Regions from separate parts of the Homo sapiens genome. Here regions 1 and 2 are each linked to region 3. The links are chromatin loops, found by intact Hi-C in ENCODE. Cell type or tissue: endothelial cell of umbilical vein. All regions are shown on one strand.

Region 1 (5,000 bases), 84 kb before region 3:
CAGAAACAGCCAGGGTTGGTGGGATTAGAACTGCACAGGTGGGGAGGTGATGCCCATATACCCTAAGAAACTATCCTTCCATTTCACAGCCGGAGAAACCGAGGCCCAGAGACAGGAAGGTCTTCTTGTTGAGCTAAGAAGAGAAATAGAGGGATGATAAACGGATGCCCTGACTGGGCCCCCTCAACCATCTCCTCTTGCAGCCAGAAACAGTAGGTTCCTACCGCCAACAAGGGTGGGGACAGGAAGGTGGGGGACCAGGGTGGGAGGAGGAGATGGGAGTGAGGCCCTGGGGGGAGGTGGAGCCTATGTCCTGGAGACAGACACAGAGGTGGGCGGTCCGGAGACACCCACCTCCTCAGACAGGCACGGGCTCTGGCAGCTGGTGACAGAGACACAATCTGGGGCACATAGGCACTGTCTGTCCCTCCTGCCGCCGATCTTCCTCCCCAGCCTCTGATGGGGATTCTAGGGGCTGCTGGGGCCCCTGCAATTGTTTTGGCATGAGTGTGCATACCTGTGTGTTTGTGTGTTGGGTGCACATGCTTTATTTTTATTTTCATTTTATTTATTCCATTTCATTTCATTTATTTCATTTCATTTCATTTTTTGAGACTGAGTCGTGTTCTGTCACCCAGGCTGGAGTGCAGTGGCACTATCTCAACTCATTGCAACCTCCGCCTCCCAGGTTCAAGCGATTCTCCTGCTTCAGCCTCCGGAGTAGCTGGGACTACAGGTGCCCACCACCATGGCCGGCTAATTTTTTGTATTTTTAGTAGAGATGAGGTTTCACCACGCTGATCAGGCTGGTCTCAAACACCTGACCTCAAGTGATCCGCCCACCTGGGCCTCCCAAAGTGCTGGGATTACAGGCATAAACCACCGCGCCCGGCCTCACTGAGCATGTTTTGAAGGCGAGTGCGTTCCTCTTGACTGCTGAACTTTCATTCTATGAACCGACCTCCGTTGACCTGTTCCCCTCTGAATGGAGGGGTATTTGAGCTCTTCCCAGGTTTTGGTGATGAGGAACAAAGCTGCTACGTGCATTTACCTCCTGGTCTCTGTGTGCTCCTAAGTTGTGTATTTCTTTCAGATAGTACCAAGAGAAGTGAGGTTGCTGGGTCCCCGTAACCTTATAGGGTAAATACTATTATTACATCCACTTTGTTGATCGGGAGAATAGACGCCGCCAGGCCTCCTGTCTCTCGCTTTCACACAAAGGCACATACGGCAGACACGGACCCCCATCACTCATCCATCACTTTCCCATCACTCACCGCAGACCCTCCAGGACCCACGCAGAAACCCAGGGCTCCCCCACGGTGCACGCAGCACCCAGGCTGCCCGCCCTCCACCCAGGGCCGCGTCACGCCCGACACCCCCGGAACAGACGCCTATGAGGCCTGCAGCTCCAGACGGGCTGCAGACACACAGCGATTTGTTCATCTTTCCAGCCACCCCGTCTGGTCCTGACAGTAATTAGCTCCCAGACTGGTGGGGAGACGGTGAACAGCCTGAGAGTCATCGCCCACGGCTCCACGCCCACAGGCCACGGGCACCGGGAGAGAGGGTGAATGAGTGTGTGTGTGTGTGTGAGTGTGTGTGTCCGGAATCTGTACTCTCCAGCCAGGGCTCCCCATCCTCCTGCAAAGGGCCAGCACCGTGCACGGGTACCCACGGCGCCTTCCAAGGGGAACGTGCACAGGCATACCCACTGTTCATTCCACGAAGGATCGTGCACACGCATGCCTACCTTTGCATTTCACGCGGGATTGTGCACACGCATGTCCACCGTGCCTTCCACGCGGGATCGTGCACACGCATGTCCACGAACTCCTGCACACCTACACCCACCAGGCCTGCCCATGCGATGCGTCCCTGCAGACCCACTGTGGACGCCTGCTTGTCGGCGTCCTGCGCATCCCGCGTGAGTGGAGTGTGCACTCGTGGAGGGGGCGACTGAGTGCGGGGCAAGCGCAAGCGCAAGCACACTGGGCTCGCGGAGGGTGGAGAGAGGCCGTGCGCGTTCCCGGGGCTGGCGCGGAGGTGGGGTCAGCGGCGCGGGAGAACGCCCCGCCCCGCTACCGCCAGCCCGGAAGACCCACGGCGGCGGGCGCTGGCGTCACGGGTTTCCACTGGGGCCCCGGCGCCGGGGCCGGGATTCCCTGGCGCAGGAACGCCCGTGACGGCGGCGCCTGCCTGCGTCGGCCACGCTGGGAGGTTTGAGCCTGGGGATGACATCAGCCCCTGCGTTTCTGGAGCTGGCCCGGGCGGGACGGGGACTTGGAGAAAGCAGTGACACCCACTTTCGTTGACTGCCAACCCGTGCAGAGCGCTTAGTGCGTGTCCGACCGTGAGCTGAGCGCTGTGATGCGGGTGCTGTTAATGTCCCATTGCACAGATGGGGAAACTGAGGCCGGCGCACTGCCCGCCCCGCCGGGCCCCCAGAGTGAGGGCCCGGGGCTGGGAGCAGCCTTTTCCCAGCGCCCTCTGCAGTGTAGAGTCCCACCAGCTTGTCTCCCGCTCTCTCCTGCACAAGCCGGCTCAGAGAGGGTCTGCGGGTGTCCTGGCACCACCCAGCAAGTTGGGTGCTGCAGCCAGCTCTGTCCATACAGTTGGTCTCTGCCCAGCTGCGGTGGCCAGGGGCGGTGCCTGAGCCAGGGCGCCCGGGCGGCCCGGTGGGGTGTGCCCAGCCGCTGCCTTCCTGCTGACGCCGGTGCCAAGGGATCTAAATATAGCCTGGGAGGAGGCAAGGGCTATTTTTAACGCGAGTGGCTTGGCCCCTCCCAGTTCCCGGGTCAGGAGCCCTTTGGTCCAGGATTTTGGGGAGGGGCAGGGGCGAGGGGGAGCCAGGGGCCCCACACCCGCCTGGGCCTGCCCCTCTGCCCACACCTGGCCCTGGAAGACTCTAGGGGACGAAGGGCCGTAGAGGGAGGGCAGGGTGGGGGGGCTGTCGCAGGTCACCTTTCTTAAACGCCACCTCCTCTCTAGCTGCCGACCAGCCCTGGCCTTTTGTTGGGCCCAGAGACTGCTTTCTATTTTGGGAAGGTGTTGGAATAATTTCCTTGGCTATTTTTAGCCGGTTCGGGGATTCCTCCACTCAGGCTGGCCGCCCTGCCTCTCCTCCTCCTCCTCCTCCTCCTAGTCGTCTTCCTCCTCCCGGCAGACCCAAGGGCGGCCTCCTTCATGGAGGGCAGTCAGGGACACACAGTCCCTGAGCCAGACCCAGAATGGGGAGACCCCTATATTTCCTGGGTCGGGGAGGGAAGGGAGCTCTGAAGGGCGTTCCCACGTTCCAGGTGAGCAGGACTTTCAGACCTCTGGGAATCCATGACGCCAGGTATCTGAATTCTGTCTCCAGGGCAGGGTGGGGCGACCCAGCAGCCTCTGACCTTTCACCTCCTTTCAGGGTTGTCACAGGAAAGTGGCCTGCTGAGAACAGACCTTGACTCCCACATCCCTAGGCTAGGGGCTCCCATGTTCCCAAGAGGAAGATCAGTGTGATGAGGGTAAACTGAGGCACAGAGGGGACACTGGGATGGGACACATCTTGGGCTCATTCCCTGATGGTTTCATTTCCTTCCACATTCTACCTTTGTTTTTAATTTTTTTTTTTGATTGTTTTGAGACAAGACGGAGTCTCACTCTGTCACCCAGGCTGGAAGAGTATGCAGTGGCACAATCTCGGCTCTCTGCAACCTCTGTCCTCTGGGTTCAAGCGATTCTCCAGCTTCAGCCCCCTGAGTAGCTGGGATTACAGGTGCACGCCACCATGCCCAGCTAAGTTTTGTATTTTTAGTAGAGACGGGGTTTCACCATGTTGGCCAGGCTGGTCTCGAACTCCTGACCGCAGGTGATCCACCTGCCTCTCCTCCCAGAGTGATAGGATTACATGCGTGAGCCACTGTGCCTGGCAGCAGCGCCGTCATAGCTTATGGCAGCCTTGACTTCCTGGGCTCAAGTGATGCCCCCAACTCAGCCTCCTGAGTAGTGAGGCCTATATAGGCATGTACCACGATGACTGGCTAATTTTTGAAAATTTTTACTAGAGATGGGGTCTCTCTGTGTTGCCCAGGCTGGTCTTGAACTCCTGGGCTCAAGTGATCCTTCCACCTTGGCCTCCCAAAGTGCTGGGATTCCAGGCGTGAGCCACCGGGACCAGCCCTCATGCTGCCTTTTAACAGCTAAGCAACCTTGGGGCGATGACTTCACCTCTATGTGCCTCTTTCAGGAAAGGGGGTGACAGTCACATGGACTAATGGTAAATAGGTGAGGGAATATATGAAAGGTCTTAGAACAAGCTCCTGGCAGAATGGAGCTGAGGGTCCTGGAAAGGACGCTGGGATATGGCTGGCTGCAGGACAGAGGAACATCCCGGGTGCTGGCTGGTTCCACATTTTGAGAGGACACACCCCCTTACTTATCCCAGTCCGTGAGGCTGGCGAGAGTGACCCCGGCGTTTCAGATCAGGAAACTGAGACCCTGGGATAATTTCCCAGGCCCAGGGTCTCATGACAGCTGACACACAGGAGGCCAGCACAGTCCCCTGGCTCCCCCGGGCCGTATTCCACAGCTGCTCCGCATTCTTTCACCGGTGCCCTCACTCATGCAGCAAGCATTTGTGAGCACCGTATGAGTTTCCTCCCGCTGCTGTAACAAATCACTGCCAACCCAGTGGCTGGAAACAACACAGAGTTATTATCTGACAAGTCTGGAGGCCAGGAATCCAAAATCAGTCTCCCTGGGCTCCAAATCAAGCTGTGAGCAGGGCTGGGCCCTCCTGGAGGATCCAGGGGAGAACCTGGCTTCCACGTTTGCCAGCATTTAGAGGCAGCTGCTTCCCTCAGCTTGGGGCCTCTTCCTCCACGTTCATGGCTGGCCGTGCAGCCTCTTCCAGTCTCTGACTCTCACCTCCCACCACCTCTTATTTATTATTATTATTATTATTATTATTATTAATTTTAGTGGAGTTTTGCTCTTTTTGCCCAGGCTGGAGTGCG
Region 2 (5,000 bases), 72 kb before region 3:
TGCAGGTTTGTTACATAGGTAAACATGTGCCATGGTGGTTTGCTGCAATCAACCCGTCACCTAGGTATTAAGCCCCACATGTTGCTGGGCGCGGCGGCTCATGCCTGTAATCCCAGCACTTTGGGAGGCCGAGGTGGGTGGCTTGCTCGAGGTCAGGAGTTCGAGACCAGCCTGACCCACATGGTGAAACCCCGTCTCTACTAAAAATACAAAAATTAGCTGGGTGTGGTGGCGGACGCCTGTAATCCCAGCTACTCAGGAGGCTGAGGCAGGAGAATCACTTGAACCTGGGAAGCAGAGGTTGCAGTGAGCTGAGATTGCACCATTGCACTCCAGCCTGGGTGACAGAGCGAGACTCCGTCTCAAACAAACAAAAAGCCCCACGTACGTCAGCTCTTTATCCTGGAGCCCTCCCTCCCTTCCCCCTCACCTCACCCCCCAGCGGCCCCAGTGTGTGTTGTTCCCCTCCCTGTGTCCATGTGTTCTCAGTATTCAGCTCCCACTTATAAGTGAGAACATGTGGTGTTTGATTTTCTGTTCTGTGTTAGTTTGCTGAGGACAACGGCTTCCAGCTCCATCCATGTCCCTGCAAAGGACATGATCCCGTTCCTTTTTGTGGCTGCATAATATTCCATGCTGTGTATGTACAACATTTTTGTCTTTTGAGACAGAGTCTTGCTCTTGTCACCCAGGCTGGAGTGCAATGGCGGGATCTCAGCTCACTGCAACTTCCACCTCCCGGGTTCAAGCAATTCTCCTGCCTCAGCCTCCCGAGTAGCTGGGACTACAGGTGCCCACCACCACACTCAGCTAATTTTTTGTATTTTCAGTAGAAACAGGGTTTCACCGTGTTAGCCAGGATGGTCTCGATTTCCTGACCTCGCGATCCACCCTCCTCAGCCTCCCAAAGTGCTGGGATTACAGGCGTGAGCCACCGCGCCCAGCCAGGATGTATCATTTTAAATCTTAGTTTGTGGAACAGTTTTCTAACTAAGCATGTCACAAAACCTAGAGAATCAAGAAAGGAACATGTTGATGAGTTTTGTGTGCCAGACATAAAAATCTAAATGATAGTCTAGGAGAAAATATTTGCAACACTTGTAACAGACCAGAATTAACAAGCCTGCGTAAAAAGTGTCTTTCATCCCAAAGAAATACGCAAGTGATTTAATTAGGAAATAAACAGACTGGGTGCAGTGGCACACACCTGTAATCCCAGCACTTTAGGAGGCCAAGATAGGAGGATCACCTGAGCCCAGGAATTGGAGACCAGCCTGGGCAACACAGCAAGAACTCATCTTTAAAATTTTTTTTTAAATTAGCTGAGTGTGGTGGTGCTTCCATGTAGTCCCAGCTACTTGGGAGGCTGAGGTGGGAAGACTGCTTGAATTTGGGAGATCAAGGCTGCAGTGAGCTATGATAGCACCACTGGACTCCAGCCCGGGCGACAGAGCCAGCAGGCCCTGTCTCAAAAAAGAAAAAAAAAAAAAAAAGAAAAGAAAAGAAACAAAAAGTATGAATAGGCATTTTACATATGAGGGAATAAAAATGTCTCATAATTCTAGGGACCGGTACACACACATATGCTGGAATGCACACACACATCCAAGTGTGTGTACAGAAATTAATATGTAGGCTGGGTACGGTGGCTAATGCCTGTAATCCCAGCACTTTGGGAGGCTGAGGAAGGCGGATCACCTGAGGTCAGGAGTTCGAGACCAGCCTGACCAACATGGCGAAATCCCGTCTTTCCTAAAAATACAAAATTAGCTGGGCGTGGTGGGTGCATGCCTGTAATCCCAGCTAAATCCCAGCTACTCGGGAGGCTGAGGCAGGAGAATCACTTGAATCCGGGAGGTGGAGGTTGCAGTGAGCCGAGAACACGCCATTGCACTCTATCCTGGGCGGCAAGAGTGAAACTCCGTGTCAAAAAAAAAGAAAGAAAGAAACATGTTCATAAGGCACTTTATTGAAAGATAGTGTGTAAAAGTAGCAAAACTCAGAAATAATCTAAATGTCCATCAATAGTATATAATTTTTTTTTTTTTGAGATGGAGTCTCGCTCTGTTGCCCAGGCTGGAGTGCAGTGGCACAATCTTGGCTCACTGCAACCTCTGCCCCCCAGGTTCATTGCCTGCCTCATCTTCCTGAGTAGCTGGGATCACAGGTGCCTGCCACCATGCCTGGCTAATTTTTATTTTTTATTTTGGTATTTTTAGTAGAGACGGGGTTTCACCATGTTGACCAGGCTGGCCTTGAACTCCTGACCTCAGGTGATCCTCCCGCCTCGGCCTCTCAAAGTGCTGGGATTTCAGGTGTGAGCCACCGCGTCCGGCTAAGCATGTAAATTAAATTACTCTGGAGTTGTTAAAATGCACTGATTTTTAAAAAATTATTATTTTTATATCTTTTTTGTTTTCCTTCATAAAAATGCAATGACTTAGCAAGCTGTCGGTCATAGGAAGTTAAGCGAAAAAAAAAAAAAGCTAAGCCAGCCTCAGAGCAGTCTGTGTTGAGTGAGTCCAGTTTTAAAAACAAATGGCAAGTGTTGGTATGAAATAGTGCCGATCTCCATTACAGAAGACGGTCTTGGGCACATGTGCGGGAGCCCTACGGTCTGGCTGAAAATGCTGCCCAGTTCTGGCCGTACCACTTTCTAGCTGTGGACTCAAGGGAGTTGTTTACCTTCTGTCAGTCCATGTTTATTCATCTGCACAATCAATGCGTAGAACCATAGCCCTTACCTCACAGCGTTTCCGGGAGGATCAGATGACACAATCCGAGGAAATGAACCATTATTGCTACTTACTGTCACTGCTTTCTTCTGAGGCCAACGTTTGGGCACGCCTAGAAGTTTGAAGGATTTGCCTCAGCTGTGAACAAATGGTGGCTACAGGTGCTGAGAATGGGTCTGAAGAAGGGCGTGGAGGGATCTTCCCTCCCCTCCCCTCCCCACCCCTCCCCTTCTCTTTCTCTCTCCCTCCCTCCCTCTCTTCTTTTTCTTTCTCTCTCTCCCCTCCCTCCCTCCCTCTCTCTCTCTTTCTTTTTTTCTCTCTCTCCCCTCCCCCCCTTCTCTCTTTTCTTTCTTTCTCTTTTTTGACAGAGTCTCACTTTGTCGCCCAGTCTGGAGTGCAGTGGTGTGATCTCAGCTCACTGCAACCTCTGCCTCCCAGATTCACGCCATTCTCCTGCCTCAGCCTCCTGAGTAGCTGGGATTACAGGCGTGCGCCACCACGCCCGGCTAATTTTTGTATATTTAGTGGAGACGGCGTTTCACCGTGTTAGCCAGGATGGTCTCCATCTCCTGACCTCGTGATCCGCCCGCCTCGGCCTCCCAAAGTGCTGGGATTACAGGCATGAGCCACCGTGCCCGGCCGCATGTGGGTTTTTCAATGGCTATTATTTAAGCATCTTCCATGTCCTTTGTGTGTGTGTGTGTGGTGTGTGTGTTTTGTGTTTTTTTTGTTTTTGACAAGAGTCTCGCTCTGTTGCCCAGGCTGGAGTGCAGTGGCGTGATCTCAGCTCACTACAACCTCCACCTCCCAGGTTCAAACGATTCTCCTGCCTCAGCCTCCTGGGTAGGTGGGACTACAGGTGCATGCCACCACACCCAGCTAATGTTTCTATTTTTAGTGGAAACGGGGTTTCACCATGTTGGCCAGGCTGGTCTCGAACTTCTGACCTCAGGTGATCCGCCCACCTCAGTCTTCCAAAGTGCTGGGATTACAGGCATGAGCCACAGTGCCCAGCCAAGGATGACTTTTGAATGCTGTATGATTTTATGTAACTTCTTCTTCTTCTTCTTTTTTTTTGAGACGGAGTTTCACTCTTGTTGCCCAGGCTGGAGTGTAATGGCACGACCTCAGCTCACTGCAACCTCCGCCTCCCAGGTTCAAGTGATTCTCCTGCCTCAGCCTCCCGAGTAGCTGGGATTACAAGCATGGGCCACCACACCCGGCTAATTTTTTTGTATTTTTAGTAGAAACGGGGTTTCTCCATGTTGGTCAGGCTACTCTTGAACTCCCGACCTGAGGTGATCTGCCAGCCTCGGCCTCCCAAAGCATTGGGATTACAGGCGTGAGCCACTGTGCCCGGCCTATTTTATGTAACTTCTATAGTTATTATATTTTGTTTTGGGGACCAGGAAAAGAAATTGTAAACCTTTTTGGCTTATTTCCCATGTCTTTTTTTCTGTGCATTAAAACAAAACAAAACAAATAAAACAAGGCTGGGCGTGGTGGCTCACGCCTGTAATCCCAGCACTTTGGGAGGCTGAGGCGGGCGGATCATGAGGTCAGGAGATCGAGACCGTCCTGGCTAACACGGTGAAACCCTGTCTCTACTGAAAATACAAAAAATTAGCCGGGCGTGGTGGTGGGCGCCTGTAGTCCCAGCTACTCGGGAGACTGAGGCAGGAGAATGGCCTGAACCCGGGAGGCGGAGCTTGCAGTGAGCTGAGATCGCGCCACTGCACTCCAGCCTGGGCGACAGAGCGAGACTCCGTCTCAAAAAACAAAACAAAACAAAACAAAAAACCCATTGCTAATAATGTGTACGATTTTGCATGTAAGTTTTTCAGTGACTGTATTATTAGGCTGGTGCAAAAGTAATTGCGATTTTGCCGTTAAAAAGGTGAAAACCACAACTACTTTTGCACCAACCTAATATTTAAGCATCTTCCATGTCCTTAAATACAAATCGTAATGGATAAATACAAGGTGGTCTGTCTGGAAAAAGGAATATTACTCAGCCATGAAAAGGAACGAAGCTCTGACATAGGCTAGCACCTGGATGAACCCTGAGGACATCACGGCCAGGGAGAGGTGCCAGACATAAAAGGCCACACAATACATGATCCCATTTATGTGAACTGCGAAGGACAGGCTAATCCACCGAGACAGTAAAGGGATTCACGGTGGCCTGCGGCTGGGGAGGGGTGGAGAGTGACTGCTGATGGGGATGGGATGTCTTTGGGGTGATGACAGTATTCTGGAACTACA
Region 3 (5,000 bases):
TTGTTCTAAAGACAGGGTCTCGCTATGTGGCCCAGGCTGGTCTCAAACTCCTGGGCTCAAGTGATCCTCCCACCTCAGCCTCCCAAAGTGCCGGGATTACAGGCGTGGGCCTCTGTGCCCGGCCTGAATTTGCTCTTAAGTCATTCACGCTACGTGAGTCACCAGGGCTGTCCCGTGTGCAAAGTTCCAGTAAGTCTTTGTATTCCTGTTGGCAGGGTCAGGACAAGGTCCACCTCGCAAGCTGGGGCTGTGGGGCAGTGAGCTCAGTCTCTGTGTTGCGTAACCAATTGCCATCCATGTGGCGCCTTCCAACACACATCCACTTAGTACGTCACGGTTTGTGGGGTCAGGAGTCCGGGAACAGCCAAGCCAGGGCCTCTGTTCAGGGTACCCCCAGGGCTGCAGTCTGGGTGTTGGTTGGGGCTGCGTCTCATCCAAGGCTCGCCCGGGGAAGGCTCTTCATCCAGCATTCCCTCAGGCTGTTGGCACCATTTGCCTCCCTGTGGTTGTAGGACCGGGGTCCCTGTTTCCTTGCTGGCTGTTGCCTGGGGGACACTCCCAGCTCCTATGGGCCACCCTTGGGTCCTAGCTATCAGACCCTCCTCGGGCCTTCTCGCAATGCACCGCTCACTTCTTCACACCAGGAACCAGCAGGGGAGTGTCTTCCCACAACTCTGCTAAGCTAGAGTCTTCTGGGTGGGCGTGGTGGCTCACGCCTGTAATCCTAGCACTTTGGGAGGCTGAGGCAGGAAAATTGCTTTAAGCCAGGAGGCGGAGGTTGCAGTGAGCCGAGATCACGCCACTGCACTCCAGCCTGGGTGACAGAGCAAGATTCCATCTCAAAAAAAAAAAAAAAAAAAAAATCAGCGTAATATTTTACATATTATATATGCATGTAAGCATTTGCTACATATTTATATTGAGAAATAAATCTAAAAAGAAAATGTAGAACATCCCTATATAAAATGTTATGGTGTTATTTTCCTTTTTTTTTTTTTTTGAGATGAAGTCTTGCTGTCACCCAGGCTGGAATGCAATGGCGCAATCACAGCTCACTGCAGCCTCAACCTCCCAGGCTCCAGATCCTCCCACCTCAGCCCCTCGAGTAGCTGGGACCACAGGTGTGCACCACCACGCCCGGCTAATTCTTTTATTTTTTTGTAGAGACGGAGGTCTCGTTGTTGCCCAGGCTGGTCTTGAACTCTTGGGCTCAAGTGATCCTCCCACCTTGGCCTCCCAAAGTGCTGAGATTACAGGCGTGAGCCACCGCGCCCGGCTACGTGCTTGTCTTATTCAGCATTATGACATCATAGAGGGTGCTGATTCTTAGGGGCTTTGAGGGTCTCTGAGGGCTTTGAGGCTCAGAGATCTGCTGAGACACAGGTAGCGTAGGCAGAGCTGGGACAAATCCCCCGTTAGAGCCGGGGGCCCTCGGAGAACCCAATACGGGACCCAGAGGACCGAGGGCAGCCTAGTGCCAACTCCTGACTCGCCCTGTTCTCTACTATGTTAGGAAGCTATTTGCAGTTTTGTATTTGATAGAATCTCTTCCTGAATGCTTGCTCCGATCCTTTGTGGAATGAGGCAGAATATAAATAAATCAACAGAAAACGGTGCTCCAGCCACAAGCAAGAGACTGCCCGTCCTGCAGGGCCTAAGGAATTCACGAGCAACGCCCGCCCAGGGGCTGGGCTCAATGGCTGGCAGCCACAGGTTTCATCGCTAACCAGGCCGGAGAAGCTGGGCAGAAAAGCACCTGTTTGCAGCTTTTCAGCAGGACCTCTCCCCCTCAGCCCTGTGGACATTGGGGCTGGATCCTTCTCTCTGGGGTGGGGCCGTCCTGGGCACTGCAGGGTGCTGAGCAGCGTCTCTGGTCTCCACCCACTCCCTGCCAGGAAGCCCCCCAACACCCCGAGACCAAGAATCATCAGCTTCCAAATGTTAACATGCACAAGTAGGGAAACCGATGCTAAAGGATTTTAAGGTCACAGAGCTGGGAAGGGGTGGATCGGGGCCTCAAACCCCTGGCTCCCGGCCCCCCAGGGGCCGAGCTGTGGGGATGTGGATCCCAGACTGACCCCGGCATGGAAAACCACCAGCGTGGCCCGGCGCCAGACCTGCTTGTCTGTCGCTTGTCTGCGAGAGGCCAGGAAATGGCTGGGAGAGGGAGAGACGGTTAAACGAAAAAACATCCCAAGAATGCACATGGCTCGTCTCCGGCCCTGGCAGCCCGCCCCGCCGGTGCCTGCAGCAGAGGGTCCCGTGATTTGGGGCTCCGCCTCAGCATCTGCGGGATGGGTGCCCCCGGCCGGGCAGGTCCAGACGCCAAGGTCTGCACAGGGGTCACCCGGACACACCTGACTCGGACCATGTGGCTAAGTTTGTTTTGAAATTTCACTGCCCCAGCGTAACCCAGAGTCCAGGCCACGCCCAGCACGGCTGGCTCCCGTCCGGGTCTCTGTGTCCTGCAGCTCAGGGTGGCCAGGGCGGGCGGGCAGGAGGGCAGGCACCTGGCACCCACCCAGACCTGCGCCCTGGCCATCAGGCTGCCCCGGGAAGCCGGGCGACCGGGAAGATAGCAGAGTCAACAGGGCGGGTGCAGGAAAGGGCGCTCCCCATGCGAGCCTCTGAAGCCCTCGGCACACAGCCCTGGAGGCTGGGAATCCTTGAGCGTTTTCCTCTGAGGTCTCCAAGTGTTTATGGTAACAAGAGGAGGGAGGAGGGCGAGGGGACGGCCGCCGCTGGGCAGCAGCTCCGCCTGCTGGTCACCTTCCTCGGGGACATGCAAGGACAAGCTGCCGACGGAAGGGGCTTTGGCAGAAATGCGGGGAGCAGGGGACGCACCCCCACGGACAGGGGCTTTTCTGGTTGCCAAACGTGCAGACGACGGGCCTGACATCCCCATTTCCCAGGAACTCTGTGGATGGGTGTCCTGGGGCTGCCGTAAGAAAGTGCCACAAATGGGGGACTGGGAGGGGGTCTTAAAACCACAGACATGGATCCTCTCCCAGTTCTGGAGGCCAGAAGTCCAAAATCATGGGGTCTGCAAGCCTGTGCTCCCTCCAGAGGTTCCAGGGGAGAACGCTTTCTGCCTCCTCCAGTTCTGGGGGCGCAGGTGTCTCTCAGCTTGTGTCCTCCTCGGACACCTGGCCAGAATCCACTAGGACTTTAAAAAAAACCATTGCACCCCCCCAGTGCCATCCCAGAGGACCCACTCAATAAACACTGGAGCAACTCCCAGGGCAGGGGAATGCAGGTGTGCCCAGGGGTCAGGGCCCATACACGCAGCTGAGTGAGCCCTGCCAACCCTACCAGTCCCAGTCCTGGCCCCCGACATTGGTCCCGGCCTGGCCTGCTCACCCCTTCATGCCTCTCTGTCTAAGGGGCAGGGATAGGACGCAGCCCTGCTGCTCTCTGTCTGGTTCTATTTTTTTTTTTTTTTTTTTTTTGAGGCTGAGTCTCACTCTGTTGCCCAGGCTGGAGTGCAGTGGTGTGATCTCGGCTCACTGCAACCTCCGCCTCCTGGTTTCAAGAGATTCTCCTGCCTTGGCCTCCCAAGTAGCTGGGACTACAGGTGCACTCCACCATGTCCGGCTAATTTTTGTATTTTTAGTAGAGACGAGGTTTTGCCATGTTAGCCAGGCTGGTCTCGAACTCCTGACCTCAGGGGATCCACCTGCCTTGACCTCCCAAAGTGCTGGGATTGCAGGCATGAACCACCGTGCCCAGCTCTGTGCCTGGTTCTGTTTTATTTTATTTTAGAGACAAGGTCTTGCTGTTACCCAGGCTGGAGTGCAGTGGTGCAATCACAGCTCACTGCAGCCTCAAACTCTTGGCCTCAAGGGATCGTCCCCACTCAGCCTCCCAAGTAGCTGGGACTACAGGTGCCACCAAGCCCAGTTAATTTTTACATTTTTTTTTTTGAGACAGAGTCTTAGTCTGTCTCCCAGGCTGGAGTGCAGTGGTGCAATCACGGCTCACTGCAACCTCCCCCTCCCAGGTTCAAGCGATTCTCCTGCCTCAGCCTCCCGAGTAGCTGGGATTACAGGTGTGCACCACCACGCCCGGCTAATTTTTGTATTTTTAGTAGAGACAGGGTTTCACCATGTTGGCCAGGATGGTCTTGAACTCCCGATCCTAGATGCTCCACCCGCCTCAGCCTCCCAGAGTGTTGGGATTACAGGCGTGGGCCACTGCGCCCGGCCTCTGCCTGGTTGTTGAGGCAGAGACTGGTGTCTTCTTCCCTCGTCTTCCCCTCATATCAGGCCTCAAGAAAGACTTCCATGAACGCTGTGGGAAAATGCACTATGATGTCCCTCACTAGAAGTGCCTTCGCCGCAGGCCCAGCCTGAAAGTGATTAATCTCTGCTTCCTCCTCTCCCCTCCCCCAACAGAGTTTGTCTAAAAGTGCCCAGAGGCCTGGGTGACAGACTGATGGGGGGGGCCGCGGGGGTGGAGGGGTGATGGGGGTGGGGGGGTGGGGGGCGGAGGGTGTCTCTCGGGTGGCCTGGAGCACCAGCAGTCAATTCCTTCACTTGCAAATTGCCCAGGAGGGGTCAGCAGAGATACTGAGTTCCCAAACCACAGGGGGGTGAGAACAGGTCTGAGGCTGTGGGGTGGGATGTGGGGGCCCCCTCCCTGGTCCCTGGTGTTGTTTACCAAACACAGCAGCAAAGCTGTGTCTGCAGCCAGGACGCCTGCAGCCAAGCTCCTGGCTGCACTCCCAATGCCCACTTCTGCACGTGTTTTCACCCCACCCTGCAGGGATGGGACACCTCCCCTTCTTGAGGGTGAGGACACTGTGACATGTTCCTCAACAAGATGCCTGGCCAGGCCCCATTCACTCTGCATCACCCAACAGGTGTTGAAACAACGCATGAACCGTGTTATGGTCTAAGGTGTAGGCTCTACTCAAGATAGGCACAACTTTGTGGAATAAAATATCAAGGTTTCACAAGGTGACAAGTGGCCAGTTGCTCAATTTGTGTTAGAGAAACAGA

The links. Hi-C counts contacts between places; a loop is a spot of excess contacts. Peaks named below come from ENCODE experiments on the same cell type or tissue, not always from the same donor. Only the 100,000 strongest peaks of a DNase experiment are listed, where the experiment ranks them.
Region 1: a loop joins it to region 3, with 5 times the contacts of the local background. A loop is called at or near these places in 18 of 110 quality-filtered maps.
Region 2: a loop joins it to region 3, with 6 times the contacts of the local background. A loop is called at or near these places in 18 of 110 quality-filtered maps.

What each region holds. Positions count from the first base shown.
Region 1 is chr19:2,492,778-2,497,777 of GRCh38, forward strand. LOC124904614 (a long non-coding RNA gene) reads right to left here and starts at 2,005. Exons shown (of 2, transcript XR_007067090.1): 1 at 1,754-2,005; 2 at 1-133. RefSeq lists enhancers at 1,548-2,255, 1,914-2,208 and a silencer at 1,998-2,377. In endothelial cell of umbilical vein, no CTCF peak of the experiment used is centred here; DNase peaks (open chromatin) are centred at 2,164 and 2,664; H3K4me3 peaks cover 1,188 bases; H3K27ac peaks cover 1,341 bases.
Region 2 is chr19:2,504,582-2,509,581 of GRCh38, forward strand. No RefSeq gene overlaps it. Among named protein-coding and RNA genes, the nearest start is that of GADD45B, 31 kb to the left of the region's middle. In endothelial cell of umbilical vein, no CTCF peak of the experiment used is centred here; a DNase peak (open chromatin) is centred at 2,730; H3K27ac peaks cover 1,628 bases.
Region 3 is chr19:2,576,860-2,581,859 of GRCh38, forward strand. The region is part of intron 2 of GNG7 (G protein subunit gamma 7); the gene reads right to left. Among named protein-coding and RNA genes, the nearest start is that of MIR7850, 51 kb to the right of the region's middle. RefSeq lists enhancers at 109-253, 2,552-2,846, 2,665-2,714, a cis regulatory region at 175-188 and a silencer at 2,552-2,846. In endothelial cell of umbilical vein, a CTCF peak has its summit at 2,764 (motif pointing left); DNase peaks (open chromatin) are centred at 1,662, 2,342 and 2,662; H3K4me3 peaks cover 758 bases; H3K27ac peaks cover 2,003 bases.